Regions from separate parts of the Mus musculus genome. Here region 2 is linked to region 1. Evidence: chromatin loops called from intact Hi-C (ENCODE). Cell type or tissue: heart. All regions are shown on one strand. Each heading gives the region's core, and the rest is flanking DNA. Links, peaks and the distances in the headings are about the cores only. Region 1 holds the start of Cobll1 (Cobl-like 1). Region 2 has its middle 55 kb from the start of Cobll1.

What was found. A loop is a pair of places that touch in the nucleus more often than their neighbours do. Peaks named below come from ENCODE experiments on the same cell type or tissue, not always from the same donor. Only the 100,000 strongest peaks of a DNase experiment are listed, where the experiment ranks them.
Region 2: it touches region 1 in a loop (4-fold over the local background); 5 of 42 quality-filtered maps call a loop at or near these places.

Annotation. Positions count from the first base shown.
Region 1 is chr2:65,231,012-65,247,156 of GRCm38, forward strand. Cobll1 (Cobl-like 1) reads right to left here and starts at 7,780. Exons shown (of 14, transcript NM_177025.6): 1 at 7,352-7,780. The coding sequence starts at 7,428. Gm13594 (a long non-coding RNA gene) reads left to right here and starts at 2,635. Exons shown (of 2, transcript XR_001783320.2): 1 at 2,635-7,071; 2 at 8,495-9,185. In heart, for the core only: CTCF peaks have their summits at 7,814 and 8,383; DNase peaks (open chromatin) are centred at 6,940 and 7,690; H3K4me3 peaks cover 2,601 bases; H3K27ac peaks cover 2,152 bases.
Region 2 is chr2:65,285,735-65,301,879 of GRCm38, forward strand. It overlaps the pseudogene Gm13593. Among named protein-coding and RNA genes, the nearest start is that of Cobll1, 55 kb to the left of the region's middle. In heart, for the core only: no CTCF peak of the experiment used is centred there; a DNase peak (open chromatin) is centred at 8,507; H3K27ac peaks cover 1,265 bases.

The sequences.
Region 1 (16,145 bases), core at 4,971-12,970:
TAGAGCCATGCTAGCACACACCTATGTTCCCAGGATCAGGACGCTGAAGCAGATCTTGAGTTCAAGTGCAGTCTGAAATATACAATCAGACCCTCTCTGGAAGGAAGAAAGGAAGGGAAGAAGGGGAGGGAGGGAGGGAGGGAGAAGATACCAATTCCACATCTTATAACATATCTAAGGGTTAAGAGCTGGATCACTAAGTGCTACCTGTACACTCAGACGTATAACATCACTACTTATGGTAACTAAAATCTGGAAGAAACCAAGCACCCATAGACGGATGGCTGAATCTTTACATGCAAACATATGTTTAGCCAACACAAAGGGATGCAGTGTTCGTACGAGCTAAAACGTGGAAGGCAATAAGCCATGTGAACTAAGCAGATTACAAAAGACTAGATCCCACTTACGAGAGGTGTTCAGGATGGTCAGAATCATGGCCAAAAAGCAGATTGGCTGCCAGGGGCATCAAAGGGGGAAGCAAGTTTGTATTTAATGGAAATACACTTTGTCTTAACAGAACAACGGGGGTGGAAAAGGGGGTGCAATATGAATATGCTTAATAGAACTAAATGTACACTTTCAAAGATTTTTAGATAGGAAAGTTTACACTGTGCGGATTATTTACTACAATTTAAAAATGAACAAAGGGAGAGAAGCACAGGCCGAGTCCCGTCTTGGCCGGCAGGTCACCATTTGTCAGGGCACAGAGTCTGCCAACCCATGAGGTAGGGTACAGGATCTAAAACTCTAAGCATAAGCCAGACATTAAGTTGGCACCAAAGTACTGATTGTACCTAATACCATGTTTCCTTTTTCTTCCCTACTTGGTACGGATTAATTTCTTTAGCAAAGCACTTACGGTTAGGAGCCAATTTCCTGGTGTCATCCCCCAAAATTATTTTATATATTTGACCAACTGAATTAAAAGAGGTCTTAATAAAAAGATGGTTGGCACTGCTATGTTGATACATCCTACGGACTTGCTACTCTATTTCTCTCTACCTCCATAGGAGGAAATTAAGACTTTGAAGAAGAAAATATACATTGTTCTACTGAACATGTCTCTCATTTGGTAAGCTTGCTCTCGTGCACTTGTACGCTTGCATGGTCTGTGTCTGTCTGCCCCTCTGTGCCTCTGTCCCTCCACCACCACCCCTTCCCAGAGCTGAGGACTGAACCCAGGGCCTTGCACTTGAACCCAGGGTAGACAAGTGCTCTACCACTGAGCTAAATATACCCAGCCCTGGTAAGCTTTCTTACTTTTGCAATTATGCAAACAACTTCTCATACAACAAGAGGACTGCCGTTTACTATGAATACAAGTTTTACTGTGAGTTTGAAAACAGAATTTGCCAGATAATTTACTATGAGTTTCAACACACAGCCCAAGTATCTAATCTCCTTGTTAGTGTTACACACTTTTATAGTCATTGGAGTGTGTAGCATTTTTAAAAATATATGATAAGAGACATTGTTTTGAACAGAGAAGGGATAGTCAACTTTGTAGACAACCTGAAATAAAAACTACTTTGAGCCATTAAGTGCAAACCATATCCCAAAGGTAGCTACATGACATAGTTGTAAACTCAATGTCTGATGCTAAGCCTACCCATGAAACAGAGGTTTGGAAACTGGGTCTTGCTTCCAAAATCCACTGCATCTACTGTATCCACTGCAGTTGTGTGATCATGAACATGCTAATTTAGCAAGTATAAGATGGAGTTAGTATACTTTCTCAAAAAAAAGGAAAGGAAATTTATTTTAAGAATTAAAAAATACTTTATAGAAGATGAATATAATCTTTAGAAACTCAAGATCAAGCTTAGCTCCTTAAAAACAGCAATGCCTCCACCCCAAACTTCAGCTGCTGATGCTAATCAGTCACTCTCAAATCTGGTGGCAGACTAATCCTAACCATGCCCTTGGCCCAGACCAAGCCAATCAAACCAGAACAGGTCGATGTGTGAGAAAACACAGGCACTGGTTTTAAAGTTACCTGAGTGATTTTCATGTTGAAACATATGCTAAATATTCAATAGTCAAACTTTAGAACCAATAATGAATCCAAATAGAGGCAGAAGCAGTTGGTAAATCCTTCCTTAATTTTCCTCTCATTAACTCCATTGCTCCCTAGCTGCGAACGTATAAAGTCGGTTTGTTAACATCCTGTCTATTCCAGGTTTGTTTCGGAATCAAGACAGTATGATCCTTCAAAGCAAGGTCGACTACAACTTTGACATTTACATTTTGAAAAGTCAACCGAGAAGCTTATCTGGGTGAGTAATGATTGCCGGCGTAGGCGCACGATTTCAAAGATAAAGTCTCAGGCTGAGATCAGCAAGCACGTTGCTTTTTCTCAGTGATTAATGCCGCAACACTACAGAGGACTAACACGCAAAGCTTGGATAACTTTCCTCTAGGAGAATAAGCACACTCTTCTTTGTGGGGATCATGTCCCAAGTCTCCCATGGATGCCTGAAACCGTAGCTGGTTCTGCACCCTATCCATACTATGCTCCCTATACACACACCTACCTCAGATAGCTTAATGTATAAACTAGGAACAGTGAGATGCTAGAAACCATACCTAGGAAATAGAATATCACTGTAACAAAGGTAACATGAGGTGATTGTGTCTCCTTTAAATCATTGTGTACTTAAATTTTTTTGGCATATCTGAATTTTCAGAATCACAAATATTGGAAGGATGAGATCATTATTAAGTAAAATGATGAGGGTTTTCTTTTCTGGTTTTATTATTATTATATTTGAGACCAGGTCTCACTCTGTATCTGAAGATGGCTGGAACACAGGACAACTGTTCTGTCCCAACTTCCCAAGCCCTGGTATTACAAGCATAAGATACCAAACAAATAATGCTTTCTTGACCCTAAAACACTATTGTGCTTTGAGTTGCTTGATGTGATTTCCAAGAAGGCTACCAAGTGACTTCGGCCTAGGAGACAAAGTATGGGTAGACACTGCACGGTATACTAAACAAAGGCATCTCTTATGTTTGGTAAAATGGACAAAAATCAAGATGGCACAATACCATGTTACTAAGAAAGAATGTGACAACACTCAACAAACTGTTCCTCTCTGGAATGTTCTATGTAATATTTTGGGGTCATCACTGACAACAAGAAACTCTTAACTAACACTGGATATCGACAGCAGAAAGTAAAAATCATATGTGGTTACTACCTTCACCTCTAAAACCTTTCAGCTCTTCAACCTGTGTCTCAACAGGGCTCTTCTTCTCTTCCAAGACACACCAACCTAGCATTTCCAACCAAGGAAACTAGTAAACAATTACAGCTTTCATATGTCACAATACAAACTAAACCAGCTAACTTTCATCTATGTGAAAACCTATATAATAGACACACATAGATGATAGATATCAGATAGCATACATATATGTGGATATATATTATGTGATATCTATGAATGTTCAGAAGAAAACTTACTTAAATGAATTCAAAATACTACAGTTAATTTGAGCAGAGATTTGAGACCTGGACAGCTCCTACACTCAGAGCAGGTTCTAAAAACACTCACCATGATGACTGCATGCCACTCAGAGAAAACAACTCTATCGTCCACAGCTGAGTTAAGCAGTAGGGAGCTAGTTAAGGCATAACCAGTTAGTTGTTTACAGCTAAATCATTACTAGGCTACAAGGCTCAGTTACTATGATTACGTTCTGTGTTAGGTTGGGTCTAGTGGAATAAGTGACAGAGCCCAGTTCAAATCAATTGCTTTTTGCAACTTTAAAATCGTGTGTGTGTGTGTGTATGTGTGTGTGTGTGTGTGTGTGAACATGCAAACTTTAATCTAGCCTGGAACCCTAATACACATAAAAGCAATTTGCAAGAGGGTGAGATGGGAATATCCAAGTTCAACGCTGGCCTCCATTTTGTGGGACTCATCTCAAAACAAACCAACTCATGGGGAAAACGAACATAAACATTGAATCTCAAAGTAAAAACACCAGAGCTGTTGGAATTCTATGGCTTTGAAGTCTAAACTCAGCAGCATTTTTTCAAAATCAAAAGCCAAGCCTACAAGACATCCAACAAATGGTCAATGGATGCTTATAGGCAATACTGAAAAGGAGAGCTAATAACGTCACCACCTTATTAGGGATTGAGGAGGTGAACCAGAAGCCACCGTAAACCCCTGAGGAGGTGTGAGGACTGGAACAAGACCCCTTCACTTCAGGGGTCTTTTCAGCAGGAGTCCATGAGGCAGCCACAACATCTATGCAGATGAGGCCATGTCTCCCAGGTGTCTCACCACCACACTATGTTAAATGTGAGTTAAGTCTATGAAAACACTGAAGAAAAACTTAAACCATCACATTTTTACTTACATATGCAAGCTTACAATTTTTAGAATGTTTCAAAGCAACAGTAACCAAGAGGCCACAGAGTATTTTTTTTTCCTACAATAATGTTATTCCCCTTCCCCCTAACATCTTATGTTACAATATAATAATACCTGTGATTAGGCATTCCTTGAAGAAAAGAGGCCTGTTTAGCACCAGCTACAGAGACTAAAAGCCTGAGCTCAGGGCAGCCCTGTATGTTCACCAGGTGAAGGCTTGCTAGCCGCACCAAAAGGCACAGGTAGCAAAGTAGGAGACCATAAGACATGGAGCAGAAGGCAAGCAGAGAAAGCCAGGCTCACTTTACAACAGTATTCTGTACCCATAACCAACCCACTCCCGTTAATCCCCCTTAATGACCTTGTCACACCTCTTAAAGGCACCGCACCACCAATTCCGTTATGTAGGGGAGGGGGGCAAAGTTTCAAACTTAGGAATCTCCACAAGATCTAAACTATATAAACTATAGAACTCTGTTAACCATTCAGCACCCATATGTTAAAACGTAGATTACTATTACCTTAGTCAGAAGGCATTCAAATCAATTAACACAGTGAGCAGGCACCCCAGACCTCAGGTTTTACTAATTGGCTCAGTAACTCAAGCAAAGAGCTTCCTCCTCCCCACCCCCACCCCCACCCTTGTAAAATATGAAGCTGCATTGATTTGCCCTTCAAATAACCTGTTACAACAGAGTAAACCTTGGAAAATTACAGACAACAGAGGACTTCTTTTGAACAACAATATCCACGGATAAGAACTAAAGTAGGCCTCACCAGCTATTAGGCTATTGAGTCATGATATAATTAGTTCTATAGTAAGGAACCTACCTTCAAAACCAACAATTATATCATATTAGGATTGCACCCTGCACCTCCTAAATACTCTCATTTTCCCACAATTTAAACTTTTTTAAAGGTCTCAATTTTTTTTTTTTTTTTTTTTTTTTAGAAAAAGCAAACACTAATCCTGAATACTCATCAGACATGACAGGCACTTGGAATAGACAAGTGGGAGAGGGCAAGCCACTAGAAGCTCTTTTTTTTTTTCTTAAAAGAATACTATTAGGTATTATGGCAGTTTATTTACAGGAGCATTTTCCCAGATATCTTCCCTGAAGTTTGAAAGGTAAGCACAAAGGTTCTTTAAAATATTTTCCTCTTTAGGGTGCAGTGGTGTATTCCTGTAACCTCAATTTTGGGAGGCAGAAACAAGAGGTAACCCTCAACTATAAATGCAGTTGCAGACCAGCCTAGCCTAAAGGAGTCGCTGCCAAATAAATAAATAAATAAATAAAGTCATCAAGCAATTAAATATATGCATACTTTCAAGGAACTCATTTGTTTAGCCCCCAAGTTCTCAAGCATAAAACCCGGGGTATTCTAGGCTTGTCACTAGAAAGCTCTATATTTCATCACCGAGCTCTCCGGCCTCACCTATTTTGTTTAGAAGAACCGATTCCTGAGCATCTGAGACTGCGTGTTGTGTAAGTGTATTACACAGACACACACGGGAATTCTCTGCTGTTTTCTGAGAGTCTAATTCAGTTTTGTGTGAAAGCTTGTATGACATTAACTTACATTAATCCACAGCTCTGTCTCCAGGCCTTGCTTTACCTCATCCTACCGACACACTTACTCTCCATACGGTAAAAATATATGGAAGGAGACACATTAGTATCTAAACGGTGGAAAGCCGCCCCCCCAAGAAAAAAGTAGCGCTCTACAGCAATAGGGGATATTTGCATGGAGGAGATCGAAATTTAGAGGAAAAAAGAACGAATTCATACACTGCATGTTTCCTCTATGTAAGCATTACACTAAATATCTGTTAGATTAGTCATGTTGCCTTGAGACTCTTCCATGTTTCCTCTAGACAACTGCCAATGCTCGCATGGCCTCTGATGAATAAACATGCTGTGACTTGCTCCTAAGGAAACGCCTGTCATGTTCCAGGGAAAAATGACTTCTTCACTCTTAAACCAGGGGAAAAAAAAAAAAAAGAACGACTTTCATTCATTGCTTACAAAGTCGCCTGTTCCTTAATGTTCCAATTTCCGGAATTTTCATACTCTGCTTAAGGCATTTCTAGGTTCTGATTAACAAAGAAAAAGAGAAACTGGGGGTGCTTTATGGCAAAGAGGCTACATGACAGCAGTGAGGCGGTCTCACCTAGGACAGGGTTGTGTAGCTTGACCATTTACTACGACAAAGGTTATTCTCAAGTTCTCCTTGGCCCTTGCAGGACTACCTGTTCCCACCACTGTTTACCCAAACGTTTAACAGAGTGATGTTTAGCATATTTGGCAGGAAGGCATGCTTCATTTAATATTAACTCACCATGTGACAGCCCCTTCCCTTCCAATCGCTCCTCAAACACGTGACGGTAAAAAAAAAAAAAAAAAAGTATAGGTGTTTGCCAATGCGACTGACTTCGCACTCGGCTTTGGCATCACCAATTGGCCAGAAGCACATACACACACACACCCCCAGTCAGAGGCGAGCACCCCGCCTGCTCCCGGAACTGTCAAGCCGGGCTGACAGCTGGCACACCTTGCTGCGCCCTCCGTGGACTTTCAGGAAGCCCCTTCCTTGCAGTCACCTTGACAGAAACCATCCTCCTGGGCTGGAGCGCTTGGCTGTGGAAACTTTTCCTTCCTTTCCCGGAGCGCGCTTACAGGTGTCGTCCCCCCCGCCGCTACAGAGCCCCAACAAGGGGCCCTTTGTTACCACTTTTGCTCCGGGACTCCTCACCCAACGCCTGCCATTCGCCTGGCCTTCCGTAACCCCGATCGGAAAGCTTGCCCAAAGTACCGAACCCCCCACCCCGACTCGTCCGGGAGGACGCAGTCTCCCGCCCGCGTGTGGGTCGGCCCGGGAGCCCGGCGGCCCCGCGGGGAGCTCGCCTCGGGCAGGTGAAGCGCGCGAGGCCTCGGCGGCCGGGAGGGAGGCTTACTTACCCTGCGGAGCCCGCGGGCTGCATGGCGGGGGTGCGGGGCGCGCTGCGGGGTAGGGGATCCGGGACGCTGCGGTCCATCGCGCTGCTGGCCGCGGCGCGGGCTCGGGCTCGGAGGCGGCGCGTCACTGCTAGGGTGGGAGAGGCCGGCGGGTCAGGGCGGGAGCGGCCGGGCCAAGAGCCCGCCTCGACCCACGGCAGCCAGGGGCGGCCCCGCCTCCCCGGGGCGCTTCCACCTGCCGGTCGGTCCCTGCCCGAGGGCGCCGCGACGACGGCTACAGGTCCCCGCCCCGGCCGCAGCCCGCAGCCAGTCCCGGGCGAAGGGGCGGCGCGCGGCAGCCCGGGCTGTGAAGGAGGAGGAGGAGCGGACCGGGCGCGGGACGGTCGCCACGCCCGCAGTGCTTGGGCTCCAGCGGCCCGCTGCGCACCAACTGAATCCCGTGCAAACTTTTCCGGAGGAGCTGCGAACCACAGCGCCCCCGCCTTCCCAAGCCACTGCCCGCTTTAGGGGACCCGGCCCGTCCAGGCTCCGCTCCTCCCCCGCACGGCTAGCTCGGACGCCCGGAGCGAGCGCGCGGCGGAAAGCGGCCGGCCCCCGGCCGCCGCGCCCGCGCCCCAACTCACCCTGCCCCATGGCCCTGCCGGGAGCCCCGAGCTCGCAGCCGCCTCGGCCACCTCGCTCTGCAGAAGTGAGGGTGACGAGGTCAGCATCGGAGCGAGCAGAGCAGCCAGCCGGAGAGGGGACGGGTAGGGCGAGCGGGCGGGGACGTGGAGCGAGGAGGAATTTCCTACCCCACCCCGCACCCCTCCGCGGAGCACGCGGCTTTTAGGTACCGCGGGGGAGGCCGGTGGAGAGGAAGCGTCTAGGCTGCTCGTTTTAGTCCCCACTGACACTGAGTAGCTTTGGGAAGCCTCGCGAACCCAAGAGGAAGAGTGGGCGGACAGGGAGGCTACCTGGCCAGCAAAACCCCAGGGAGGACCCAAGCTGTAGCGGAAGTGAGGAGAGCTCATGGACCGAGTCCTGCTGATTGACCACCTGCAGTCTGACCTTCGAAGTGCAGGATTTTCTTTTTAACCTTACTGACCCCTACGGTTGCTAGCCCTTAAAAGGCACCTCTGACATTGTGATCTTTTTAATCCCTGGCAGGTTTAAGCTCGTCCAGTCTTCCCAGACATGCCTCTCTTGATGTAAACAGCCAACAGCTGGGATTTGAGGACTGGACGTTCTCATGATGACAGTCTATAAGCTAAGAAAGAACAGCAGAGATTTAGTGGCCTCCTGGAAGTTTCACAGGAATAAAGGAATCTCAGACAGTGCTTGCTTGTTTGTAGTTTCGGTTCCTGCAAGAGTTCTTCTCAGAGGAGACGTGCCACCTGACAACCGGGTGCATATTGTCTCCTTACCCTTAGACCCTTGCCAACTGTTTTAAAGTAAATCATATTGATGAGTCCAAAAGCGAACATCAGGAAATAATGCTAAATTAAAAATATATAAATGGATACCTCAAGTGGCAAATCTGTAGGCATAAAAACATGATGTAGGATAACAAAGGACTTAACATTTTTGGTTCACATTAAAATTAAACTAGTATTTATAACCCGTGCTTAATTAAAGGTTCTTTGTTGCTCATTCATTACAACCACCACCAATAATTTCTGGAACCAAAAGTACTAACTACTACTCCACATAATTGGATTTTGTCTCTTTCCTCTCCCTTGTGGTGAATATGGTCTCAGTACATCTTTGAATATGAAATGGAGGTGAAGATCGTGGTGACTTCTGCGATGACTGTGTTAGAACTCTATCATTAAAAGTTGCTTTTAAATAATTTGACTAATAACGAGGCAATTGTTTGAAATGGATCTGGATTTTAGACTTTAAATAATAACACTGGTTTGACAAGTTCATGAATCCTTTCTGACCGTAAATGGATAAGCAGATTTACAGCTGTTGCATAGACAGGCTGTAAATAGCAAGGAACACTGAAACTACTTAAAGTTTATAACTTTGAATCACAGGATCAAGCACTTAATTAGTTTCAACCTTGATTTATGGCATCCTAGTACTATTATGGATTCCAGTTAGGCTAATCTTTAAGAGATTTTTACAACATTTCGTAACTGCTGAGTGCAATTTTCATGACACCACTTTTCCCTTACATCCTTTTGTTCTTGGGCACCGGGCAGGGTCATACTTTCCACACACTGAAATTGAGCCTACCCAAATGGCTTGCTTGACAAGTGAGATGTTTCATTTCCTGGTAGAATCACGTTAAGGAGAGTGCTGAGCCTGCTGTAACCTACTCTTGTCATCCTGCAGAGATGGGTCAAGATGGAGGTGACACTAAGTTGAAGGATCCTAAATATGTTACACTATTACCCTGAGCACCTCTTCTTGGAGAGGCTCGGGGTTTGCAGCAGAATCCCCCAAAGCACTAATTATCTATTTTGAGATTAAGTCAATAAACTGTTCAGCATCTTTCAGAACCAAGACTATACTTCATATTCTTATACATTACTGTCTATGCTGTAATCTTGTAACTGCATAATTTATCGGCAATGGTAATCATTGTTTTTAAATAACCCCCCTTTTTTTTAACATAATGCTGGAAAACAGCCCCTTCCCAGTCCCTCTGAAAGTTGTCCAAGTCTGTCCAGATGTTGCTCCATTTTCTTGTTTGGAAATCTCCCCTCCAATTTCATCCAATCATCATCAATGCAGGGATTGTCTCAGATATTATCACTTTGGAATAATAGCACGGATAGAAATAGCCCTTTCTCTCTTCAACTGATTTGATTGTTAGGTGGACAACGGCTGCTGCACCTGTTTCAGTTAGCTTTTCATTGCTGTGATCAAAATACCACACAACAGCAGGGGAGTGGGACTGATTTCAGCTCCCAGTTTTAGGGACTTAGAGGTATCTGCTCATCAGGTCAGGAATGGTGTGATGGAGAGCGGCAGTCCATGCATGGTGGCCAGGAAAACGAGAAAGGCATGTGCCAGCACTGGGCTGGCTTCCTCCTTTTTTTCAGGTTTTATTTCCTATGAGCCCTTAACCCAAGAGAAGGTACTGCTCACAACTGGACTGGTTTCCCCACAGCAGTTCATCTTTCTAGAACTGTCCTTGTCCACAGCTCCATGGGTATGGTTTTATTAATCTGGGTGATCTAAGTTCAGGAAAATGGACAGTGACAACTGACTGTTACACAGACTAGGAGGGGTTTGGATAGAAGAGGCTTTGCGCGCACCCTTGTCTTCTAAATGCAGCTCACACCACAGAAGACAGTCTGCAAATATTTGTGGAATAGGGAAATGGAAGAAATCTTAAAGATTTCACTTAAGAGATTTGTTGTGTGACAAAACTTTTCCCCGGGGAGATGCAACACATATCTACTCACCCCAATTAGGAAACCTGAAACAGACCCAAGTACAGATACCACTAAAGTCTGATTTGGTGAACCAATGAGTTTGATTAGGGTTACTTACAGGAGCAGAAATTACTCCAAACACTTGTATCCCAAAAGCCCACCCCATGGAACACACTGAATAGCCTACAGGCAGCTCCACAATTAGGAGATGTCCTTTCTAGGTACGTCAGTTGGTCTAACCCCCTTCCAGACAGCTTGGCTGGGCTCTGCTTCTATCAGGCAGCTCATCTAGTCTCAAGAGTCTTTTTTGCAGACTTTCTTCTTCGTGAGAACCTTCCTGGAAGCTCAGTTTGTCTGAGTCTTCGTAGGCAACGTGGCGTCACTTGATCTGAGAGGAATTCTCTGCTTTTGATTACTCTGACAGGGAAGTACCTAGTCAATCTCATGAGTTTCAGGGACTTCCTGAAGCTCTCTTGAGTTGTTTACTTTCCTGCGTAAGGAGCTTTCCAACAGGATGGAATGCTTTAATCTAGGAAGAAACTGTTAAACAACATTCTTAAAACAAAGGAGTCTAAGAAGGGCTTTTTAGTTCACAGGCCCTGGAGGATGACTGAAAACAACAGATGGGAGGTGAGTTGGCCCTTATAAGGAGGAAACATTGGTCCTTCTTGCTTGGGAGGTGAAGGCAGGAAGAACATAAAGCTCTGCCTTAGCTACATACTGAGTTTAAAGCCAATCTGAGCTACACAAGACTCAAAATAAATGTCAGGTTTTCTGTGCACATCCTTGAGTGATAACTTAGTGATTGTCCGGGTTCTGTAGTAGAACAGAATTTATAAAACACATGCACATACACACACACACACACACACACAGAGAGAGAGAGAGAGAGAGAGAGAGAGAGAGAGAGAAACTCATTACAGTGCCTAACACTGTAGTCCAGCCAGTCTAACAATGGCTGTATACAAATGGAAGGTCCAAGAGTGTTATTCAATCCATGAGGCTAGATATCTCAGCTGATCTTCAGTATATGCCAGAATCTCAAAGTAGGCTCTAATACCAGTGAAAGGATGAACCAGCCAGCAAGAATGGGGGCAAACAGGCAAAGAGGGAGACCTTTCTTCCATGTTGTTTATATTAACTGCCACCTGAGGTAGAGGCCAGATTAGGGGTAGATCTTCCTACCTCAAAAGATATGGATTAAAAGTGGGTTGCCCCACTTCAAATGATTTATTTAAGGAAAAAAAAATCCCTCACGGGCTAGAGTGATGCTCAGAGATTAAGAGCACTGATTGCTCTTCCAGAGCAGTCAATTCCCAGCGTTCAATTCCCTGAGTTCAATTCCCAGCAACCTCATGGTGGCTCACAACCATCTATAATGAGATCTGATGCCCTCTTCTGCTGTGTCTGAAGACAACTACAGTATACTCATATAAATTAAATAAATCTTAAAAAAAAAGATTAATAAAAAAAAATCCCTCAAAGGTGTACTCGGCTGCTTAGGTTTTAGTGCTTGACAAACAAGAACAGCCAATACACCTAGCTTGAAAATTCTCACTGTGGAGTAGTAATAAGAAAGTAAACGTATATACTGGGGTGGTTTGAGTGAAAATGGCTCCCATAGACATAGTGAGTGCCATTATTGGAGATGTGGCCTTGGTGTGTGTAGCTGTGAAGGGGAAGCCTGGATTGCCATGGAGACCCCAAGATACTGAAGATGTCAGAGCTGTGGGATAACTAAGGAGAGCTGTTAACAGGGAGTTAATAAGAGAGAGAAGTATGCTTCATTAAACAAAGCTGAAAGAGGTTGGAGATCTGAAGATCTGACATTAGACATAGAGATACAGTTTGGAGTTTTGCCTGTTGGTTTTCCTTCTTGTTTTTGGTCCAGTACGCTCACTTTTCTCCCTATTGGAACTATAATGTATATCCTGTGTCATTATATGTTAGAAGTATGTTATCTGCTTTTTGTTTTTGCTTTTAGAAGGGATTACAGATAAGAGATTGCCATGGCTCTCAGAAGAGATTTTGGACTTTGGACTTTTAAATAGGGTTGAGACTGTATAAACTATGGGGACTTTTGAAGGCAAACTGAATGTATTATGAATTATGTTATGTTATGGACACAAACCTATGGGGACCAGGAAATGGAATGAGATGATTTGAATGAAAATGGCCCCCATAGATTCATAGGCAGTGGCATTATTAGAGGTGTGGCCTTTTTGGAGGAAGTGTGTCGCTGAAGATGTGCTTTGAGGTTTCACAAGCTCAAGCCAGCCACAGTCTGTCTGTCTGTCTGTCTGTCTCTCTCTCTCTTTCTCTCTGTCGCTCCTACATGCTAATCTAAATGAAGACCTCTCAGCTACCATGTCTCGTCTACCTCTCCAGCATCATGTCTGCCTGTGTGCTGCCATGCTTCCTGCCCTGTTGGTAATGGATTAAACCTCTAAACTGTAAAGTCTCCTTCATTAAATGCTTAACTTTATAAGAGTTGCTGTGGCTGCCATGTCTCTTCACAGCCATAGAAACCCTAACTAAAACATATGCTTAACTTATGTGGAATTATAGGGGGAAAAAAGCAGGGGGAAAAAGTAGGTCAGGTGAACATTTTTGGAAAAAAAATAGAATTAGGGCTTTTCTAAGTACTTTGTAAGAAAATTTTGGAACAATAAGGGTGGTGGTTTGAAGTAAGAATGGCTCCTGTAAGCTCATATATTTGAATGCTTAGTCACCAGGGAGTTGCATTATTTGAAAGAATTAGATGAATTAGGTGATGTGGCCTTGTTGGAAGAAGTATGTCACTAGGAGGGGGGAACCTTGGCATTTCAGAAGTCCATTTCAAGCTCAAAGAGTCTCTCTATTTCTCTCTGTGTGTTTCTCTGTATCTCTCTGTCTCTTTGTCTCTGTCTCTCTCTTCATCCTTGCCTCCCTCCCTCTCTGCCTAGCAATCGGGGTATATAATCAGCTACTGCTTGAGCACCTGCCTGCCTGCTGCCATGCTCTCCAGCATGATGATAAAGGACTAAACCTCTGAAACTGTAGGCCAGTCCCCAGTTAAATGCTTCCTTTGATAAGAGTTTTCTCAATCATGGTGTCTCTTCATAGCAGTGCAATAGTGAATAAGGAATAAATTGGTTCCAGGGAGTGGGGTTGTATGGTGACAGACCTGACCATGCTATTTGTTAGCAAAAAGTAGACTTTGTGGCTTTGTATTAGGAAAGTAGTTGAATGACTTAAGTGGGACTTAATGTAACATGCAAGTAGGAGCACAGAAGGCAACAGTGCCCAGAGTGATATGGACAGTGGGAGCAGAGCCCAGCACAGATGTTTCAGAAAGGAAGAATTTAGTAAGGGTTAGACTGATGTGTTTGTATGCTCTGTGAAGATGCATCTCTGTCCTTCCTTGCCTGCCTAAGGCATCTTCTGATTGATTAAAATATACAGCCTGTGACCTATAGCAAAAGGCAGAATAGTAAGGCGGGACTTCCAGACAGAGAGGGGAACTCTAGGGAGGAGTCAGGTATAGGAGGTTCACCACCTGGACTTGGAGGAAGTCAGACGTATGAAACTGAGGAAAGGTAACCAGACACATAGCCGACATAGAATAGTATAAACAGGTTAATATAAGTTAAGAGCTAGCTGGGGGACAAGCCTAGCTTAAGGCCTAGGTATTCATTATTTTAAAAAGGTCTCTGTGTGATTATTCAGAGCAAGGGCAGGCACAGAAAGGTCCTGGTTACAAATAGACCTAGAGACCATTCTTGTGATATTTTAGCAAAGATTATGGCTGTTGCTTTTGTTTGTTTGTTTTTTACTTTGTCCTAACAATCTTCCTTAGACTAAATTAGAATTGTGGATTAATGGCTTGGCAGAAGAGATTTCAAGATCCCCTAGAATAGACTGTGCCATGTGATCAGTAGTGGCCACTCTTATGCAGATCTATAATGAAAAAGAGGAAGCTGGACAAACAGAAATGCAGAATGGACAGTTTGAGGAGCGTCCTGAAGCTGAGTGTATTGTTCAAGGAGATAAAAGTTTAAAGAAAAGCCTTGTGCTAAATGGAATTAAGAGAGTGGTAACTTCAGGGCAAGACCTCACACAACTAAGCTTCCAACTTCTCAAGAGGAATTAAAGAAAAGCTTCAGCAATGAAGGAAACCACCACCAGCAGGAAACTGATGCACACGTCATTCCAAGAGGGGCTGTGTCCTAGCCCAGAAAGCAGCAGAACTTGGCAGCTTTGGCCTTATGGTTCTGGCTTTAGAGTCAAGGATATAAGAAAGCACTTATAGAATGTCCCTCCTTCATAAAGTGAAGCCACCGAGGCCAGTCATGTATCAGGGGTACCCTTCATAAAGGCCCAGAGAAGCTATTTAATGAGACTAAGAAGATGAAGCTTGGATTGTATTAGAGACACTAAGATGCTAGAGATGGCCATGCTCATGGGGTACCTGACAGGAAGAGCTGAAGGCTGGGTGTGAAACCCACCCAAGTGAGAGAAGTGTGTTGCAATCAACAAAGCTAAAAGGAGTTGGAGATCTGAAGAATGCTTTGACATTAGACATGGAGATGCAGAATTTGGAGTTTGCACTGTTGGCTTTTGGGTTTGCTTTGGCCCAATAATTGTTCAGTATGCTCTCTTTCCTCCCTTTTGGAATGTATATTCTGAGCCATCATATATTGGAAGTATGTGACCCGCTTTTTATGGATATCATTGTTACCATTATACAGAACAATTCCTAAAAGAAATAAAAGATAAGACTGCCAAACAACGCACAACCCCTCTTTCAGCAATATTCCTCAAAGAGATGAAAGAGGTGATGTTGCCAGTGTGCAAAGACACCTATAGTCCTGGATTTATTGCAGCACCATTATCAATAGGCAAGACATGGAAACAACCTACTTGTCAACAAATGCATGAAAAAAAGAAGTTAAGTAAATGTACTGGCTGGTTTTGTGTGTCAACTTGACACAGGCTGGAGTTATCACAGAGAAAGGAGCATCAGTTGGGGAAATGCCTCCACGAGATCCAGCTATGGGGCATTTTCTCAATTAGTGATCAAGTGGGGGAGGGCCCCTTGTGCATGTGACCATCCCTAGGCTGGTAGTCTTGGGTTCTATAAGAGAGCAGGCTGAGCAAGCAAGGGGAAGCAAGCCAGTAAGTAACAACCCTCCATGGCTTCTGCATCAGCTCCTGCTTCCTGACCTGCTTGAGTTCCAGTCCTGACTTCCTTGGGTGATGACCAGCAGTGTGGAAGTGTACACTGAATAAACCCTTCCCTCCCCAACTTGCTTCTTGGTCATGATGTTTGTGCAGGAATAGAAACCCTGACTACAACAGTAAAGGAACACTATTCAGCCTTAAAAATTAAGAAACTACAGCCACTGGCAAACACATGGACTTATAGGGGTTTCATGCAAAATGGAAAG
Region 2 (16,145 bases), core at 5,146-13,145, 55 kb after region 1:
ATTGGAATAGAACTTAACAACTTACCTGCTCAGATTTGAATAATGAACTGAAGCAAAAGAACTGTTATAGCAGGCCTCAGCATGCAGAGAGATGCCTGCTCCCTGGGGGGCTCTGCATGTCATGCTGGTGGCCAAGAATCACACCAGGACTACAGCTGAGAAGTTCCTCTCAACTTCCAAAAGTATTGGACATATTTTATATTTGTGATCATAATTACAGGGCAGTGTGAAAAGCTTGAACCGGTTTGGGGGATAGGTACACTCATATTTCTGAGAAATGAGAAAGAAAGAATTAATTGGCATAAAAACATGAGCGTATTTGCCAGTTGATTAGTAAGTACCATAATAAAACATTATGGGGAAAGCTCTATGTGGAGACTGGGTGTGGCACACACATTTAAGTGATGAGAACTCCATTTTCTGTATCCATTCCTCTGTTGAGGGACATCTGGGTTCTTTCCAGCTTCTGGCTAATCAAGAAAGAGCATGTCGATCTACTTTTTACAAATGTTATGTGTGTGTGTGTGTGTGTGTGTGTGTGTGTGTGTGTGTGTGTGTGCATGCGCATGTGTGTCTATGACCATGGAGGTCAGGAAAGGGCATCGGGAATCTGATGACAATATATACCAGGAATAAGGATCAAGGTAGCAGGAGTTGAGCTGCCTGACAGTACTGGGCACAAAACCCCAGTCCTCTGAAAGAGCAGTTATATTTTCTTAACCACAGAACCATATCTCCAGCCCTGAAATGTGGATTTTTTTTTTTAACTGTTCCACAGGGTTGGCAAAGAAGAGTTCCACGTGATGATGGTCACAACATCAGAAGTTCTCATATTTTAATCTAAATACATAATCCTTCCAAGACTATTGATTTTGAACTGTATTTGAGTCCTACGAGCCTATAAAAGAACTCCGAAATCCCCTTCATTGCTTTGGGCCTATGTAGCCAAATAATTCCTGAAGTTTTTAACCTGTCTTTTCTTTAACTGCAAGGGTCATCACGCTGCTCCTTCTTGCTTTAACTTCATGTAAGACATCATTAATTATGCATGTTATTACGATGTTAATTCTCCCTTCAAATACCTCATTAAATAGATGTGATGTTAGCTATGTGCTTTTCCCCCTCTGAGTCAATTCAGAAGGCCTTGGAGATCAAGAAAAACTTCATTTATTTTACTGTGCTTTGCAATCCAAAGCATTACCAGCAACTCCTTGATAAAGACTTTGTCTTTCTTCAGTTGTTGCCTTGGAAAATTTAGCTGTCTAACGTTTTTCTCTAAAGCTAAAATTGCAGAGGACAAATTTGATGGATGATTCAAAAGACTTACCTCTAGGAATCATCACACATTCATACACCTGAATATATCTTAAAGCCATCACACAATCAGCCTGAATCCCAATGAGTCCATTACAGACAGACAGCTGTCTTGTTCAGAGCTCTCAGATTCCCCTCTGAGGGCTTTCCTGTCACATGAGCAATAGTTTTATTTTTTCCTATGAAAATACACCATCTCTTTACTTTCATAATTTCTTTAAAATTATGTCTATTCTTAGTATTTTTCCCCTAGATGACGGAGAACAGCTGGTCTGAGGAACTGCGGTAACCCAGTTGTGTGAGGGAGGAAAGATATATGTGGGAAGAGAGATGTATTTCACGGTATTTTGCTACTTGAGATTGTTTGGCGTTTTTGAGTAAACGATAAGAGAGATGTTGCATATTTATTGTATCTGAAACAGATTAAAGGAAATGGTAAAATACTATTCCACAAATGGGTGACCTTCTCAGAACACTGAGCTCCTTTTTGTTCTGAGTTGATACAAAAATACGGTTCTTTTCTCAGAGTCACATTTCTTAAACAGATTCCACAAATCCCATGTTCTTTCCAAGAAGTCAAGACAACTTGCAGATGGAAGGACAGGGAGGCAGAAACTGAAGTCAAATGACCTCATGATCCTATACAGTCCTGTCTTAGTCAAAGGTCTATTACACTGAAGAGTCACAATGACCATGCCAATTCTTATAAAGGACAATATTTAATTGGGACTGGCTAACAGTTAATAGCGGTTTAGCCCATTATCGTGGCAAAAAGGATAGCAGCATGCAGGCAGACATGGAGCTGAAGAGGTTAGCTGAGAGTTTTACATCTGGATCATCAGGCAGCAGGAAGAAAGAATGACACTGGACCTGTCTTCAGCATTTGAATCCCCAAAACCTACCACCAGTGACACCTCCTCAAGCAAGGCCACACCTCCTAATATTGCAATGCCTAGTGGACCTTTCCTTTCCTTTTTCCTTTCCTTTCCTTTCCTTTCCTTTCCTTTCCTTTCCTTTCCTTTCCTTTCCTTTCCTTTCCTTTCCTTTCCTTTCCTCTCCTCTCCTCTCCTCTCCTCTCCTCTCCTCTCCTCTCCTCTCCTCTCCTCTCCTCTCCTCTTCTCTCCTTTCTTTTCTTCCTTCCTTCCTCCTTTCTTTTTCTTTTTTTGTCTTTAATTTTTTTTACACTCCAGACTTTATGCCCTCCCCCCATTCTGTTCTACATCTCACACGTCCTCCCCAACCCCCTGTCTCTATGAGGATGTACCGACCCCCAACCCAACCAGACCTCTAAACTCCCTGTGGCCTCTGGTCTCTCTAGGGTTAGGCACATCTTCTGACTGAACCCAGACCCGGGAGTCCTCTGCTGTGTATGTGCTGAAGGCCTCATATCAGCTGGTGTAGGCTGGCTGATTAGTGGTCCAGTACCCAGGAGATCTTAGGGGTCCAGGTTAATTGAGACTGCTGGTCCTCCTACAGGGTTGCCCTCCTCCTCAGCCTCCTCCAACCCCTCCAAAACTCAACCACAGGGGTCAGCAGCTTCTGTCCATTGGTTGGGTGCGAATAGCTGCATATGACTCTTTCAGCTGCCTGCTGGGTCTTTCAGAGTGTGGTCATGATAGATCCCTTTTTGTGAGCACTCCTAGCCTCAGTGATAGTGTCAGGCCCCAGGGCCTTCCCTTTTAGCTGGATCCCACTTTGAGCCTGTCACTGGTCTTTCTTTTCCTCAGGCTTCTGTCCATTTCCATCCCTGCAGTTCTTTCAGACAGGAGCAATTATAGGTCAGAGTCTTGACTGTGGGATGGCAACCCCCTTTAACCACCACAAGTTCCTTCCACTAAAGCCCTCATGACAGCTGGTATTCATAAGTGGCCAAATACCCAGGATGAGAGCCAACTTAGGACTATAAATGCAAATCTCGGACAAACCAAAGATGCATTGATATGAATAGACCTGTATAAACAGATATAAAATATCTGCATGTCTCTGTAATCTTGAATTGGCTGCTGAAAATACACAAGTACTTTTTCTCAGGAGATTTTACATGTAGATTTGAATTCTGCATGTCTATCTACACTGTAAGAACTACAAACTTGCTTGCTTACACTCTAGTAATACTTAATGTGAGGGGCCTTACTTAATAGGATATGAGCACAAAGCTGAAGTAAAGCCAACTTCACACTTTTAAACCATCAAATATCATTTACTAATAAGTATTATGCTTCAGATTCCAACTATTAGGAAGACAAATCATGAACCCTGATTTTTCAATGCGAAACAGCAGAATCTGGGCAGGTGTATTAGTCGGGATTCTCTAAATAAGCATCAATAGGATGAATATGTATGTATAGATGTATGTTTGTATGTATGTGTATGTTCATGTATATATGATGTATTGGAGTGGCTCATGGGCTGTGGTCAAAGTGGTCCAATAATAGACATCACCTGATGGAAAGTCTAAGGATCCAATAATTGCTCAATCCATGTCCCAATCTGGTGCTGGAATGTCAGGGAGTTCCCAGGGAGCTGCTGATCTTCAGTCTACATGGGAACCTTGAAGAAGTATGTTCTCACACCAGTGAAGGAATCCCTCAGTAATGAGATAGGTGAACTTACCAGTGAGGGCAACAGGGAAAAAGCAAATCTTTCTTATTCCATGTCCTTTTATGTGGGCTGCCACCAGAATGAGTAGTGCAGGTCTAGGTGTGTCTTCCTACCGCAAACGATCTAAGAAGATTCCCTCACAGACACACTCAGCTGCTTGGGTTTTAGTGGATTCCAGATATAGTCAAATTGACAAGCATATTTAGCCATCACAGCTGGGGAGATGGATCAGTGTAACCTCAGTGGAGTCAGTCCACAGCATTTGCCTATGAAGCTGGGTGTGGCTGCCCATGCAGCTGTAACCCTAATGCTGGGGTGGGTGGAAGTGAGAAGACGTGGATCACCAGGGCTCATTGACTACCAGTCTGGTCAACAGCCAGCACCGAGTTCAGTGGTGTGCACTGTCTCAAGAGGATGAGACAGAGAGTGGTAGAGCATAGCACCCTGTGCATGCCTGTACATAGTCATACCCACATATACATACTTTTATATGCATGTAGTACAAATGTGTACATCAGAAAGAATGTAAGGAGAGAGAAAGAGAGGGGGGGAGAGAGAAAGGGAGAGGGAGAGGGAGAGAGAGCGAGAGACACACACAGAGAGAGGAAGACAGAGAGAGACAATCTATAGGCAAATATGGTGATGCATACCTATAATCCTAGTTCTTTGTTTTTATTGTCTATATTGCATATACAATTTATTATAATTGCTAATATTTTTCAAATACAAGTTCCTTTCCATATACACACTAATGCACAAATAAAAGTTATGTATTTCATTATTCATTATGAGGTAAAGTAGAGACCAGCCTGAGCGATGTTCCCTCTGACAGCCTTTGAAATACTCACAGTGGTAATGTTATTGTCATTTCCAAGAGAATTGACAGTCATTTTAGTATCTATTTTTTTTCTAGTTTGCTTCATATTGCTGTGGTAAAACCACACAAAACTATTATTAAATTAGTAGATTTTCATGGACATTAATTCCAAAATTCAGATAAACAGTAAAAAAAGGGGGAATATAGCTTTATAAATGTAATATGTAGATGCATTTCTTCCTAGCTGTGTAGTTAGAATTTGTTTATAGTATCTTATATTCATAATTGACAAAACTGGAAAAATAAAATCAAAGTGAATATACATAGAATGAAATGTGTCTAACTGAACTTGGTATATTTGAAAAAGTCATTTATAACATGGAAAACAAGTCACTCAAAATGAGGGCTCCCTAGATGGCTCTACAGGTCAGGATTCATTAATTTCCATCCCCTGGGCCCACATAGTGCAAGGAGGTGACAGACTGCTTTTAGGTTGCCCTCTAACTTCCACTTGAATCCCATTGCATGGATGTGCTCCCCCCAATAAATAAATAAAATGTAATAAAACTTTAAAATATATGATGTATAAAATAAAAATATGAAATGTTATTATATACTTTAAAATATTGATGTATAAAATAAAAATGTGAAATGTTATTATATATCTTAAAATATATGATGTATAAAATAAAAATATGAGAGACTTAGAATATCCAAGATACAATTTGCAAAACACAAGAAAATCAAGAAGAAGGAAGACCAACATGTGGATACTTCATTCCTTCTTAGAATAGGGAACAAAAAGAGACAAAGTTTGGAGACGAAAGGATGGACTGTCCAGAGACTACCCCACCTGGGGATCCATCCCATAATCAGTCACCAAACCCAGACACTATTGAATATGCCAGCAAGATTTTGCTGAAGGGACCCTGATATAGCTGTCTCGTATGAGGCTATGCCAGTGCCTGGCAAATACAGAAGTGGATGCTCACAGTCATCTATAGGATGGAATACAGGGCCCCCAATGGAGGAGCTAGAGATAGTACCCAAAGAGCTGAAGGGGTCTGCAACCCTATAGGTGGAACAACAATATGAACTAGCTAGTACCCCCAGAGCTCGGGTCTCTAGCTGCATATGTAGCAGAAGATGGCCTAGTCGGCCATCATTGGGAAGAGAGGCCCCTAGGTCTTGCACACTTTATATGCCCCAGTATAGGGGAATGCCAGGGCCAAGAAGTGGGAGTGGGTAGGTAGGGGAGCAGGGCAGGGGAAGGGTATAGGGGACTTTTGGCATAGCATTTGAATTTAAGTAAAGAAAATACCTAATAAAATAAACAAAAAATAAAAATATGAAATATTATTATATTAAAATGCTACAAAATAAGAGCTTAGACATTTGCCAAAAGGTTGACATATCAATCAAAGCCAATTATCTAAAGTCGTATTTCAACTTATCTATGCAGACAGAGGAGCCTAGTTTGGATATGCTTGGCCCAGAGAGTGGCACTATTTGAAGTGTGGCCTTATTGGAATAGGTGTGTCACTGTGGGCATGAGCTTTAAGACCCCCATCCTAGTTGCCTGGAAGCCAGTATTCTTCTAGCAGCCTTCAGATGAAGATGTAGAACTCTCAACTCTGCCTGCACCATAGCTGCCTGGATGCTGCCATGTTCCTGCCTTGATGATAATGAACTGAACCTCTGAACCTGTAAGCCAGTCCCTATTAAATGCTGTCCTTATAAGAGTTGTCTTGGTCATGGTGCCTGTTCACAGCAGTAAAGCCCTAACTAAGATACTAGTCCTCATTTATGAGCAAAGGTAGAGAGAAGCCAAGAGCTAATATGCAAGCTGCTGTGTAAATAACTTCAGTTTTTTTCCCCCACTTGAAATTTATATGAAAAACACACAAAGAAGCTTTAATTTGTTAAATTATGAATTTTCAAGAACTCAATTTTTAAATGTTTATTTATTATGTTGGTGGGGATAGGGAATATGAGCTTAGATGTGTTGTGTCATGCCTGTGAAAACTGGAGTATAGTCTGTTGGTTCTCTCTTTCCACTGGATGGGTACTGAGGATATGACTCAACTCATCATCTGGGCAAGTGTCCTTACCTCCAGAGCCATTTCTCCTGCTCCTGCAACACAAAATTTAAACGCTATCACCAAAGAAAATATCATATTATAAAAAATTTGCTGAGAATAATTTTATCTCTATAGTCTTTAGGCTACAGTGCAGCTACAAACTCCTCTCAATTTTAGGTTAATCTGGAGTGGTTCATTTTAAAGAATCCAGAGGTTGCCTATAACTAATGGTAAAATATTCATACCATGCACTGTCGGTGGATATCTTCTGATAGGTAGGGGTTCCTATGTTAATATCTCTGGATTGTTAAGCACATGCCTTTTGAGAAGCTAATAAGGGAGTAGAGGCGGTGACAGGGAAGGAGGAAGGCAGGAAGCAAAAGTCATTTTGCATCCCACAGTTCTATAGGGAGCGTAAAGTAGATTGTAAAAGCTTAGCTGTTAAGCTCCTACACAAGTGGGGATACAGTATGAGTTTCTCCAGGGTTGAGGGTACTTCTCAGGCATGTCTGTTTCACTGTCCAGAGATGATGGCCAGAAAGGGCCCTGGCTGCTCGAGTAAGTCATCAAAAGAGTCATATATTTGGCTATCAGAAATCTTCGTTTGGATATATAGTTCTTCCGGTTTTATTGGGTCAAATAGTCGGTAGTAGGGGGGTTCCACTATGAGGGAGGGCTTACCAGCCCGAGGGTGTCTGCAGATTTGAGCATTTTCCAAGAAACTGGTTGCTACTTGGTGTGAAGAGGTCAAGGGGACCAGGGGCATTACAAAAGATGATACTTACTGTGCTTGGCTTCATGTCAACTCCTGTAAATTAGAATCTCCTGAATGAGGAGCCTCACCTGAAGAACGACCCCAGCTGATTGCTTTAATGGATGAGGGAGGACCAACCCTAACTGTGGATAGCATCTTCTGGTAATACTCCAGATTAAAAGGGGTTGTGTCAGAAGGGAGCTTGCTCGCCGTTTGCTCCCTTGGCCTTCAAGCTTGCTGCTGAGTTGATTGACTCGCATGTTGCTGTGGCTGCGGATTCCTTCGCTGCCAGGCTCCATTATGAGCTAAGGTCTCACCAGAGTGGAATTGCTGAGATACTTGGCCTTGTGGATGGAGCAACTTTTGGCGCAGGTTTAAAGCCTTTCACGGTCTGTTCTTGGACAGCTTCAAGTTCCTTTCCCTTGCAGGCAGCTCGCACAGCAGAAGGTTTCACCAGAGTGGGACTGCTGAGACCCCTGGGCTTTCTGATGGAGCAACTACCTGGTTCTCAGTCTCTCAGGGGTAACCTTAGCTGTCGCTACTATTTTTGTGTTCTGTAAAACTGAGGCACAAGGAAGGAGAAAGGAAATAAAAAACCTAACAACAACAACAACAACAACAACAACAACAAAACATGAAATAACTAAGACCCAGGCCACGCTATTTGTGGAAGGATAAGGATACTCGGTTCATATAAACTGGATAGTGTCCCTGCTCTGGGGTAAGGCTAGTCAGAGGGCCCTCAGCACATACAGGAGTTGCTAGAATAGTCTCTATGGGAAGAATCCCGTGCAGTTGAGTAGGTACCAGGCTGTGAAAGGGACTGTGTAAGTGCAGTGCATTTTCGTGGGCTGCAGGCTGGAGAGGAGCCTGTGTGAGCGCTCTGCATTTGAGTTGGCCACAGTCTAGAAAGAAGCTCCCCAGGGATCAAGGAAGCCCGCGGAAGTAAACCTCCACAGAGGCCTGGGATGATGGCAAGCTTAGCATTGAGGACAATGACCTTGGGTGAAGTCCAAAGGAGGGGCCAGCTGCCTCCAAGGGAAAGGAACTTGAAACTGTTCTAGAACAGACCGTGGAAGGCTTTAAACCTGTGCCAAAATTACTGAGGAACGTGATTCTTTTGTGCGAATTACCTTAGCCCTGTGAAATTTGTCTTCTGGAACTTTCTCACACTTTAATAGAGATTCCGAACCTTTTGGACTCTTCTTTCAGCCTATGGTACTCAATGAGTGCTGTGTGTTACTACGTCCTAACACTGCTATGTTGTTGTGAACAATGTGTCTGGGTGTGCCTGGGAAAAAAAGTGAGAAGAGTCAAAGACAAGAGATGCCCTTGTGCGGTCTTGGTGGGAATGACCAGACAATTGTGGTTATGAAGAAAGCTTTCTAAAATAAGAATTAGAGGAAGCATCATAAAGAGAAAGGTTTATTGAGGCTCTGTGGTTGGATACTGTAAGACTTAGATGCGCTGTGTGTTTGTGAACTATACTTATATAAAAGTGCATAGCAGGTAATAATTACATCTATCCTTGGACAGATGCTAATCATTCTTTGGCTAGACTCTACCAAACTTCATTTTTAATGTTAGAAAAAGAAGAGCTAAGAAAGAATACACAATGATGGTATTTTCATGTGTATTTCACTTTTTAAATTTTATATTTTTGGACTGGAGAGATGGCTCAGCAGTTAAGAGCACCAACTGTTCTTCCGGAGGTCCTGAGTTCAATTTCCAGCAACCACAATGGTGGCTCACAACCATCTGTAATGGGATCTGATGCCCTCTTCTGGTGTGTCTGAAGAGAGCAATGTGTACTCATATACATAAAATAAATAAATAAATCTTTTTAAAAAATTTAAATATTTTTATAACAATTTGAGTGCCAAACCAAATTAAGAGGAAGATATAGAGATTTCTCCATATACACCCTACATGCAAAGGATTCTCCGTAGATAGGCTTCTACACCAAAGTGGCGCAGCCACAACTAATGAACCTCGGCACATCAGCATTACCTATCTTCCAGTTTGCACTGGGATTACTCAGTGTTACCAAACAAATGTATAGAGCTACATGTCTATTATTGTATGTCATAAAGTGTCATAAAGACAGAGAAGTACCGTGAGCTCTGCCTGGTCATCCCCCCCGCCTTCATAATTCTTCATTGATTCTTCATCTACACTATCTGCTGACTGTCTCTACAGTTCTGACAGTTCCATGCAACTGAAGCCACATAGAAGGCGGCTTTTTCAAGTTGCTTCTTTTACTTTCGAGTGTGAACTTGTTACTTTGATGTATTTTCATTGCTCGATAGCTCATTTCTTATCCTTGAATAATATTCCAATTACTAAATAAAACATTCCTATTTCCAATTAAATCATGTGCATCATACCTAATGGATTTATCTACCCACTTCAAGGAGTCATCTTTGCTCCACAGTTTTGACAATTATCAATAAAGCTGCTATTTCGATCTGAATGCAGTCTGGTGTGAACATAACTTTTCAATGTCTTTGGGTAACTACTAGGGAGCACGCAATTGTTGGCTGCTATGGTAAGTGTATGCTTTGTTCTGTAAGAAGCTTGCCAATCTGTCTCCAAAACTGAATCATCTTGAGGTTTCATCAGCAATGAATGAGAATCCTGTGGTACCCCATCTTTATCTACAGTTGGCACTGTCATAAGGTTTGGCCGAGTGGGTGTGGAATGGTATCTCATTTTAGTTTGTGTTTCCCTGATGATATAAAACCACAAGAATCTTTTCATCACTATGTGCAATCTATATGCCTCTTTACTTGTGAGGTATCTATTTGGGGGCCATTTTTAGTTAATTTGTTTTCATTGAGTCTTCTCTGTTTTCAAGGTTTGATTATTTGTTATTCTTAAGGACTCATTTTACTGCAATTAGACTTAGAAGTAGAAGCTCTCAGTGAGAGCAACCCACGTCTCCTGGCACCCAGGTATTTCTCTTTGGTGTCCTTCATTCTCTTTGCCAAAATTTTAGCATACTACCAGCCTTCCTCATGTTTTTTTCCTAGTTGTTTCTTCAAAGTAATGCAGCAGTATTTGAGTTGCAAAACATGTGAAGTACTAAGACATTGAATCTTGGGTGCTTTGGTCCTGGGCTTCTGACCTTCTTTCTTAAGGGCTTTCTGACAACATATTGGTGGACATCAAAACATCAGGATTTTGCTAGACTCTTTGGGCCACACCACTAAGGCACAGTCATATTTTTCAGTCTAGGAACATCCCTCTCTCCTTTCTTTACAGTAACCAAGTTGAGAGCACTCAGATTGGCATCCACTGTACATCCTTGAACAGACTTGATCTGTAAGAATCGTGCTTACTCAACAGCAGGCAGACTCTGCTGTAGGAGACAAGGAGGTTACAGATAAGCACCAGGGGAACCAAGAATGTTAAGCACACAGCATTGTCTCTTCAAAGGGAGGAATGCATAATCTGTTTTCCCTCCAGGAGGCTGGGGGCAGGCATGCTTAATAGCCTGGTAACCTTTGTGCTGTCTGTGTGATAGAGACCAGACCACACTGGATCCTCCTCCAGACCCACATCGGAAATGTGTCAATCTATAGAACCTGTCTTTATTCAAAGTGTCCCTTGTACTTTACAGAGTTTTGATGGAATCATCTCTTAAATTTTACTGTGCACAGAGGATTAAGTTAATTATCACCAGTTATTTTTACCAAATCATGCTGTGCTTAAATATGCCTAAAATTAACTACTCTGGGTCTGACTCACGAAGTTTGAACCAACACCAACTACTTAGTTGTGTTGAACCAAACTACCCTGTTGCCTCCTGTGAACTGTTACTCTGCTGGTCCTGGTGGTTGTAGAAACCCCTGTACTCTGCCATGGGTTCAGATACCTAACTTCTTGGGGTAACCTTGATTGTCCTTCCTGTCACTTATTCAGACCGCATAACCCTTCCACTCTTCACCTAGAGCACCAGAAGCTACTTGTGTGGCCATGGGCTTCCCATATAAAATATAAAGCTTGCCTCCATTGTTTGATGAGTTTCTGACAGCTGGTGGCTAGGAAGGGGATACTCAACTTGACCTTGACACAGACAAAAGAAAAGGATTGATTTTTACTGAGTTTTAAGGAAAATAAGTCAGGCTTAGAAATGACATGTTTTCTCTCATATAATATCTACATTTGGGTTGAGTATAGGTATGTAACTGTGGGTAACACGTGAAACCCGAAAGGGGAACATGAGGATAAGAGGTCTACAGGAGGGGAAAGGGCAAACAGGAGAGAGTAATAAATAATATGTCTTGAAGTAGAGGAGGCCACTATTTGTGGGGAAGATAAGAATCAGCAAGAAGTTAGGGGAAGAGGAGAAATGGAGTTGAGCAAGAAAAAACAAAGAATTATGCATGAAAATATTACAGTGAAACCCATGCTAACCAAAAACTTAATAAAGGTCACATTTATTTCATTTTGGTAGCCAAGAAAGTGTCATATCCATTCCAAGAGTTGTGGCTATCCAATCTATAATACACCATTCTTTTATTAAGCAAGGCACAGATATTCCATGAGTGAGAACATTTCTTTTACAGTGACCAAAGTAACCAAAGTGTTGCTATGATTACATACATTCGTACCTTTCTGAGTGATCTTCCCAAATGTTTTGATTTTTTTTTAAGTATTGTTGAAAATGTCAGACATCTACAAAAGAGCATAATGTAATAAGCCCCCTGTTATTGTCACTTGGCTTCACAGTTCATCCGCTATGGACACTTTTGTTGCATTTATGCTCCCACCTACATTGTTTCTGGATTATGTAAATGAAGTCTCAGGTATTGTTGTGTACACAAATAGGCTATGGTGTGAATGGAAAGACACCATGTGTTTCCTTCACCCAATGGAAACACAATCTTACTTCCATGCACAAACATTGAAACATGCCTTTAAGAACATTGAATATTTGGTGAGTTTTGAGATCTGCATATGCTCTCAGCACCCTTTTCCAACTGCTTAGCTTAATTATGACTCTATCAGATTAATAAACTGCTCTGATCATCCACACATCTTTGACTTTTTAATATCCACGTAGACTTCCATTTCCCTGTATCTATCACTATGGCTCACACACACCTACACTGGAAGTTAGATTTAAAGACTAAATTAAATTAAAATGTTATTCTTTATTTTTTTATACTACTATATAAGTGGAGTTACTATCTTCTATTGGTGATAATATCAGGCTTTGTTCTCTCTCTCTCTCTCCATATATGTGTGTGTGTGTGTGTGTATGTGTGTGCATATATATATATATATATATGCAACAATTGATGATCTGTGTTTAGGTCTGTTAATCAGAGAACCATAAAAATGGTGATATTTTTACTCTCTTTTCACTTATAATCTGATTTTTTAATAGAGGGGAAATTTTCCCATCAATTGTTTGGATATGCACTTAGCACAACATGTAGAAGAAAGGCTATACAACTGTGCTTGATTCTCTCTCTTGGAATCAGTTTCCCACTACCACATGGGATTCCTCTAATCCTCAAAAGATAGTGAGTTTTGCTTTTAAAAACTGTACAGGCTATATTTTAAAACACTTATTATTTTGACTAATGCTCACAATACACTATCTTTTGTTTGTTCCTTCTGGTTGACTGGCAAATTCATCACCAATGGGATTTTTTTTTCTTTCACTGACTGCTGATAAATTCTCATATCATACTTTCTGTCCTATGTCTGCAATTCCTCTAAAGCATTCCAGAGAAAGATATTTGTAGATCAAAGTGTTGGTGATGTGTTTAATGATGTCTTCAACAATGTGTTCTATGCATTTATTATAGTTTCTAGGTCATTGCAATAAACATAAGTAGAAAATATGTTTTAAATCTTTTGATGGTGAAATAGTTTTAGTTTATGCAGATATTTCCAGTTCAATTTTAGGGTAAAGGAACTATACCATTTCATTAAATTTTCTTTATCCTGTCCTAAGTTCTTGATTTTTTTTTAGATTTATGTTATTTTATTTGTGTAAGTGTTTTGCATGCATGTATATCTGTGTACCGTATCACTGCCTGTAGTGAGCAGAGGTCAGAAGAAATACTTGGATCACCTGTAACTGGAGTTACACAGTTGTGAGCCACTATGTGGGTTCTTGGAATTGAACCTGGGTCTTCTTCATGAATAAGTACTTTCAACCACTGAGCCATCAATAAGGCATGGGGAAAATGCTGAATATAATGGTACACACCTGTATATCTGAATACTTTAGACAGAGGAACAAGAAAATGGATGCAAAGTGAAGACCAGCATGGGCTCCACAGTAAGATCCTCTCTCTCTCTCTCTCTCTCCCTCCCTCCCTCCATCCCTCCCTCCCTCATACACACACACAAATACACACATAAGAAAAAATAAGAAGAAAAACTCTGATAGAATTAATTAAAATGACCACTAAGCAGATAGAAAATCTCCCATATAACCTACTATTTAATTATTTCTTCATTTAATGGAAGAGGACAGAAAGCATAAGATGTTCAGATGGTGAAATGGCTTATCATATGCTGCCAAGCCTAGTGACCTGAGTTTTATCCACATAAAGGTTGAAGGAAAGAACAAACTCCACAAAGTTTTCCTCTGTCCTCCATATGGACACGGCTTGGTATATTTGTGCCTGCATGTGCGTGCAAGCATGTGCGAATGCACGCGCACGGGCACACACACACACACACACACACAGAGCTTTGGAAATTTCAAATTAAATAAGGTTGGCCCATGGGAAATGGCACTATTAGGAGGTATAGTTTTATTGGAGGAAGCATAGCTTTGTTACAGAAAGTGCGTCACTGTGGAGGTGGTGCTTTGAGTTCTCCTACATATGGTCAAGTCTGGCCAGTGTGATCCAGACCCTCCTCTGGGCTGCCTATGGAAGACAGTTTCCTTCTAGCTGCCTTCAGATCAAGAAGCAATGGAAACCCTAACAAAGATAGTGTTAGATATTTTTCTGTTGCTGGGATAAGATACCATGACCAAAAACAACTTAAAGAACCAATGGCTTATTTTACCTTATGGTTCCAGAGGGATAAAGGCCTCACAGCTTGGAAGGTATGGGGTGGAGGCAAGAGCAAAGAACTGTCTGTGAATCATATTTCCATCCACACACAGGAAGCAAAGAGAGAGAAGAGGAGGTAGATGAGGCTACGAACCCTCAAACCTGGCATTTTGTGACGTACTTCTTCCAGCAAGACTTCACCCAAAAGTTTCTATCTATGTGCCACCACCACCTGAGGATCAAATGTGGGAGTACATGAATCCGTGAGGGATGTTTCTCATTCAAATCACCCCACCTTGGAACTTTTTTCCTCAGACTCTGCAACATGGAAGACTGAAGGGACCCAGGAGGCCCAACTCAATCCAACTCTTTTGCTGGCCCGGACCATACTTTGTGAGTTCTAGCAGGACAAAAAGCTCCCAGATCTTTAAGTGTGTGGGTGTTTTCATCTTGGATGTGTCTTTGTGCTCCACAAACATGTAGTGCCCACAGAGGCCAGAAGAAGTTTGTGGTGGACATGTGAGCCCTGGGAATTGAACCCAGGTCTTCTGGAAGAGCAGCCATTGCTCTTAATCACCAAGTCAAGCTGTCTTTCAGCCCCACCTCCCAGATATTAATCCAATAGGTGGTGCTGCAAGCCCAGGAACCCAGTTGTTGGCTCTGTGCATTTATATTATTAGCTGTGCTCCTTTCTGCTTTGGAGGATTCCTTTCTATAGAAGAAGATTGACTGTGTAATTTATCTATCTATTTACTATTAAGCAATTTACTGTTTCTCACACATTACCTCTCTGTTCAGTAGAAAAGCTGGAAAGATTATTGGGGTGAAAAGAATGGGAGCTGGCTTCTCACACAGGAGTCACAACAGTTCCTGTCCGTGGAATTAGTGGTAGAGAAAGTTGTCTCAGAGCTCCCTATGGAGTGCATCTTCCTTAATACCTGAACCACAGCGATCTGGTTGTTCCTGATCTGTTTGAATCTACTTCATGGAGTATCCTCTTTCATTTCCTACCCTATCCCTTTTTTAAAATCATCTATCAGGGTCCAACCCATATATTCTTAATTCTTATTCTGTATAAGGTGATCTAAGTCCTAGAAAGAAATGAACTGGGCTCGGTTCTGGCTGCATAAGACTCAAATGTCAGTGCTTTGGCGACTGAGGTGGGAGAGACAAGATTTTAAAGTTAGCCTGGGCTACTTAATAAGATGCTGTTGAAAGAAAAGGAAGAAAGAAAAGAAGGAGAGAAAGGAAGAAAGGAAGAAGGAAAGAGAGAAAGAGAGAAAGAAAGAAAGAAAGAAAGAAAGAAAGAAAGAAAGAAAGAAAGGAAGGAAGAAAAGAAAGGAAGAAACGAAGGAAGGAAGGAAGGAAGGAAGAAAGAAAGAAAGAAAGAAAGAAAGAAAGAAAGAAAGGAAGGAAGAAAGGAAGAAAGAAAGAAAGAAGAAAGGAAGAAAGGAAGGAGGGAGAGGTGAGATAGAAGAAAAGAGGATGGCAGACACAGAGAGGGGGAAAGCAGAGAAAGACAGAGACAGGGGCAGTCAGGCCAGAGACAG